Regions from separate parts of the Homo sapiens genome. Here region 2 is linked to region 1. The links are chromatin loops, found by intact Hi-C in ENCODE. Cell type or tissue: OCI-LY7. All regions are shown on one strand. Each heading gives the region's core, and the rest is flanking DNA. Links, peaks and the distances in the headings are about the cores only.

The links. Peaks named below come from ENCODE experiments on the same cell type or tissue, not always from the same donor. Only the 100,000 strongest peaks of a DNase experiment are listed, where the experiment ranks them.
Region 2: a loop joins it to region 1, with 3 times the contacts of the local background. A loop is called at or near these places in 22 of 110 quality-filtered maps.

The regions. Positions count from the first base shown.
Region 1 is chr3:100,461,321-100,464,247 of GRCh38, forward strand. No RefSeq gene overlaps it. Among named protein-coding and RNA genes, the nearest start is that of TMEM45A, 30 kb to the right of the region's middle. In OCI-LY7, for the core only: CTCF peaks have their summits at 1,803 (motif pointing right) and 2,004; a DNase peak (open chromatin) is centred at 1,791.
Region 2 is chr3:100,795,584-100,798,510 of GRCh38, forward strand. ABI3BP (ABI family member 3 binding protein) reads right to left here. Exons shown (of 68, transcript NM_001375547.2): 52 at 826-885; 53 at 221-268. LOC124906260 (a long non-coding RNA gene) reads left to right here. Exons shown (of 2, transcript XR_007095986.1): 2 at 1-2,927. Among named protein-coding and RNA genes, the nearest start is that of TFG, 88 kb to the left of the region's middle. RefSeq lists an enhancer at 544-713 and a silencer at 2,522-2,816. In OCI-LY7, for the core only: a CTCF peak has its summit at 1,190 (motif pointing left); no DNase peak of the experiment used is centred there.

The DNA of each region.
Region 1 (2,927 bases), core at 268-2,767:
TCTTGAAGCCCCTCTCTGGCTGGCTGTTGAGACTTATATTCTTCTGGTTTTCCTTGTACCTCTCCTATCACTGCTGGTTGTTTTGGTGCTTTGGTGAGAGATCCATATACCTTAAATACGGATTTTCTTCAGAGCTCTGTCTAAGCATTTGCCTCAGTTACCTTATCTTCCCTGGGTAATCTCAAACACGTGCAGGGTATCGGCCACCTATGTGCTGATGGCTCCCAAATCTGTCCCTGTGGTGCAGACTCTCTCCTGAGCAGCACACTCATATATAAAAGCATCCTTTGGACATATTAGTTACAGGTTTCACAGACATCTCAAACTCATCTTTTGAAAGTAAACTGTTCTTTATTGCCCTGTCTGCTCTCCTTCTGCCCCTCTTTCTGTGTTCCCTATCTCAGTGACTGGTAGCATCATTTACCAGTTGCTCGTGGAAGAACTTACCTGGGTTTGAAGCCACTTGTACTCCTCCTTTTCTCCCATTCTCCATCTAATTAATCATCAACTTGTGTCTATTTTGCCTCTAAATATCACTTGGATCTACCGAATTCCCTCTATTCTCATTGCTACAACCTGATTTCAGGCCCTTTATATCTTGCTTCATTTCTTACAATAGAAATAATAATATTTTAGATATATTTGGTTAAATCAAATATATTATGAAAATTAATTATCTTTTTTCCTTATATAAATGTAGTTACTAGAAAATTTAAAACAGCATATATGTCTCATATTATATTTCTATTAGATAGCACTGATCTATACCTTGGCTAACTTTCAAACCTCTTTTTATATTACTAACATTTTAGTTTTTAAGTTTAACTGAGCTTAAAATGTATTTAAATTTAATTAATCCAAGGTGCTATTTTGGGTTAATTGGCCTAATACTAGTTACAACATTTTAAGTAAATTTTGTTATACCTAAACTGTCTTTCTTCCGTTCTTCCTTGTTTCCGTCTTTCTTCTCGAAATAAAAGTGCCCTGTCTATTCATATTCTTTCTTGTGCTATAGTATAGCTCATGTAGGCTTCATTATGTAATGGAATGATTTCCTTACACGTCTGTCTTCCTCTCTAGCCCGTGAACTCTTAGTGAGAGAAACCATATCTTAATCATCTTTCCATTCCCAAAACTTAATAGGCACCTATCACATAGTAGCATCTCAATATATAGCTGGCTTTCCATATGCACAGGTTCTACATCAACAGATTCGACCAATCACAGATCAAAAACATTCAAAAATAAAACCAATAATAATAATAATACAACAATAAAAGACCATCCAAATAAAAACAATACAGTATAGCAACTTTTTGCATAGTGTTTACATTGTGTTAGGTATTATAAGTAATCTAGAGATGATTTAAAGTATGTAGGAAGATGTGAATAGGTTATATGCAATTACTATGTCATTTTATATAAGAGATATGAACATCATCGGATTTTGGTATCTGTGAGGATCCTGGGCCAACCTCCTGTGCATACTGAGCGACGACCATATACAGTTTGAGAGTGTGACTCTAAACAAGCAGGACCCTAAAACTTGAATTAATTCTGCCTATTGTAGGCCAAACACTGTCATAGATGACTCTCTCACAATGAAAAACTGTATTTGGAGTTGATATTTTCCCTCCTAAAATGGAAACTTTTTTTGCTTATAAAAGTAATAGCTGACACACTTTCAAGTAATGCAGAAAACAGTATGACAGCCTCCCAGAAAAGCCAAGTGTTGTTATGACCTTAATACAGCTCATTATTACTGTCAAGACATTCTGGTTACTCTACTCTAGGGGGCAGACTTGAACCAGCATTTGGACAGGTAATGCTGGACGCAAGCCTCAGTGTTTGGCCAAAGACAAAATCACTATCGTTACGTTTTTCTTTTCTTTCTTTCTTTCTTTTTTTTTTTTTTAGAGTCTGTCATCCAGCCTGGAGTACAGTGGTGTGATCATAGCTCACTGCAGCCTTGAGCTCCTGGGCTCAAATGATCCTCCCCACTCAGCCTCCTAAAGGGCTGGGATTACAGGTGTAAGCATCAAATCTCTTAAAAGCTTCTTCACTATCATGAGAAAAACATGGGGGAAACTGCCCCCATGATCAAATCACCTCCCACCAGTTCCCTCCCTCAACACGTGGGGATTACAATTCGAGATGAGATTTGAGTGGGGATTCAGAGCCAAACCATGTCAGATGGTAAACAAAAATCAAAGAAAAATATAGCATAATGTCATGAAGAATCAAAAACAGTTAGGAAATAGAGATAACGGGAATGCTTTTTAAGAGTGAGTTTCCAAAAAAGCCTGTCTGATGAGGTGGTATTTGAGCTGAGGTATGAATGAAATGAGGGAAAAGGGTCTCAGGCAGCAGCGCAGCAGTGTAAAGGCACTAAGGTAAGAGCTTGCTTGGCTTCTTTTAAAAATAGCAACATATTCCTGGAAAGGAGTGCATGACAGGTGTGCAATGGAAAACGAAGCTGGAAAATGCAAAGGGTGGATAATCTGTTACCTAGGTGGTTGTTATTCTAAGTGTCATGGGAAGCTATTGGAAGGTTTTGAGTGAATCACATGGTGTGACAATTTCAGGGAGGGATACATCACAGAGGCAATATTGCTATGCCACTTCAGACATATTAGCATGCTGCTTTCCCAAAGTTCCGTCATTAGTCATTGTTAGCTCTGTGGCTAGAAGACAAAGAAGAGTTTCTTGAAGTGGGAAAAGAAATTATGGTACTCTCCTTCTAAGTTGAGAATATCCTCTTGGCAAACAGCATGGTGCATGAATAGGTTTGTTGAATGAGTGAAAGAAATAATGAATGAAACAACAGTGAAGGCATTTTTTTTTTTGAGACAAAGTCTCACTCTGTCATCTAGGCTGAAGTGCAGTGGTGCGATCTCCTCACTGCAACTTCTGTTTCCCGGGTTCAA
Region 2 (2,927 bases), core at 140-2,639, 330 kb after region 1:
AATGAAGATGTATTCAGTAATGTCTTAAGGTGGTCTTCAAAGCAAACCCATTACAACACTGAAATAATTGCTTTTCTGTTTTGGAAAGAGTAATAATAATGAGAATGAAATGATGAATGGATTGAGAAGAAATGATGTTTCAACAGGATCATTTGAGAAAGGCCTGCAATCTTGATGGTAGCAAAGAAAACAGAGTTGGTCAATATGGGAAAACCATTACCTATTGTTGTCTTTGGTGGCTCAAATCTAAAGGTAACAGGCTGCAGAACTATGCCAAAAGCAAGCCAAAGGAACATATTTATGAGAATTACTACCTGGCAAAGTCAAAATAGTTTCCTTATTTTTTAGATGCATTGATTTAATAATTTAAATGTTCTCTAAGAATTGTAATAAATAAGAGAAAATTCTTCACATTAGATGCCAATCAGAGAACTTAGTTTAACTAAAACTTTGAAGTTCTCATTCACTGTCACTTTGGGGAAAATTTCGAGTAGGCACCCACTTTTTTTTACTTAAAAGTACATCCATAGTTGTAATGTAGCTACATTTACATTTTGAAAGGATATAAGCGTTGGCTTAGTTAACAATGATATTTATAATTTTAGCGTGATCTACTCAATGAACCTATATACTATTCCCTCACTTCACCAAGGAAAAATATTTCAACCAGATGATTCAATTTACCCACAAGAAATATGCATTTTATACCCATATTTTTTCTCTAAATTTCTTCCATATCACAACCATTAAAAATATATTTACTTCAAGAATTTTTTTTTTTGAAAAATATACTTCTTAGCCAGAAGGATGAAATAATTAATTTACCAGGTTCGCTCTGAGAGACCTCAGGGTATGGTTTATGAGGAAGGAGCACATCTTTTGGAGCTGAAAGAAAAAGATTATAAAACACTGCATACTCTAAATAACCCAACTGGAGTGAGCTTAACCCACAGATATAAAAATCCCAGAAAGCATGAATGAAGCAAAAGTATTTTTACAATGGTTAATGACCAAAGTTGAGAAGATGCCTGTTTTCTTCAAAATGGAAAAATGTTACCGTGCAGGGAAGGTTCTGGTGGCAGTGAAACAGAAACGAAGTCAGTCACAGTTCATTTTGAAGTCTTCCTTGAGGAAGAGGAGGAGATAGCTAACATAATTAAACAATGAGGTAGAGCTCCCTCAAGTGGCTTTCAAAATAGAAAGTCAGTTTTTGCACAAAGTGGTTAGCTGCTGTTTGATATTCATGCTTAAAGTCCACTAACAGCAACAAAAAATATGTATCTTAGATAAAGTACAAAAGTGGCTACAAATTGGGGGAAACAATAAGAAATGGAAAAATCTTGAATATGTAAGAAGATAACACAGTCTTATTCTAAATGGCACTTACCGTTGCTGGGGGGAGAAAATGAAGCAAAAGGAATCAGCTAGTCATTAGAAGATACCACATGTAAAGTTAATGATAGTGCTTGTTACTTAGTAAATGATAGCTGTTGCCATTTTTGTCTTCTTTAGTGATGTGGCTTCCAGTATATTAGGTGTCAAGCATGCTTGACATAAGCATATGAAAACAAGACAAAAATGTCAGCTGAACAATAGGCCTACTCGTATATGCAGTGCCTGAAATCCAGTATATTTTTTAATGTTTGTGTTCTATTTTAGCAAAATTAAACAGTAGATTGGAAACTTGGTACCGTATTTCTCAGTGGGGAAAATATTAGGGTGATTTGTCTATTTGTTAGTACCAGATTTCTGCAACAAAATCTCATTCCACAAATAGTGTAAAGTACTTCAACTCAGTTTCCCCACAAACCTACCCAGGCCTACTCTCTCAATGAAAGGTTTTCCTACCACACTAAACCTTTCATACACACCAGTGTCTTTTTGTCAGGCAATGTAATTTCCTTGCATCTTATATAATGCTGGAAAAAAAATTATGATTCAGGCTAGAACTCTGCCTCAGAAGAAAGATGAAGAAACTGTTTTTTTTTTTTTTTTTTATTATGAGGTGGCCAAGCACCACTTTACCATTAGTGGAGAAATAGGTTATATAAAATGAACAATCTCTTTTTATTGTTTTTGGGAATCATGTTTAACTTGCATGCCACATCTGTTCTTAGACTAGGCTGCTAAGTATTAGTGAAATTACAATTGTGAAAACTGGTACACTGAACAGAAACTTGACTCAGAACTTTTATGAGCTAAAAGGTAACATCCAAGGGAATTTGAAAATATGGATTGTTTTCTTAAAGAAAAAAGGAAACTTTAAAAAGATTAGTGGTTGATAAGGTAGAGAAAGCCCACCACAATAGTGAACATTTTGCTTTTGCATGTGGTTTTTTTTGGGATTCAAATAGTAACATATGAGAAATTTCCAGCTGTAAATGAAACAAAATGTTTATCTTGAGGCTGAAGAAGGCACTTTGATTTAGCTCTGTGAAGGCCATGAACATTCAAAGCAGCCTTTAGTTTATAAATACTCTAATTAGTTACAGTACTACACCAAACAAAAAGGAGCTGGGATTAAGGAAAGGAGAAGCTGAGAAGAGATGTGGTACTAATAAATCCACCATACTGTAAATACATTATTCACTGCTGCTCTAGTTTACTGAGGAATTTAGGCTGGGGTAATGTGGATTCCAGCTGCTAAAATTGGCACTTTTCTTTTTAACCGTGAAGTGATGATTTAATAAACTGTCATAGCAGACTTCCTAAGCAGGTGAAATCAGTGGAAAGGAAAGAAATAGAAATATTTACAGGAAAGTAATATGAATCATTCTCCTACTTGGTCAACTACAGCTCCAAGAAATTCAAGTTGTTTTTTCTTTTTTTCCTATGTGGCATTCCTCTGTATGTTAAATTGAACAAGAGCACGGTCCCTAAAACGTACATCTTTCATGCTGGGAGAAACTCATCAATGAAAATAATGA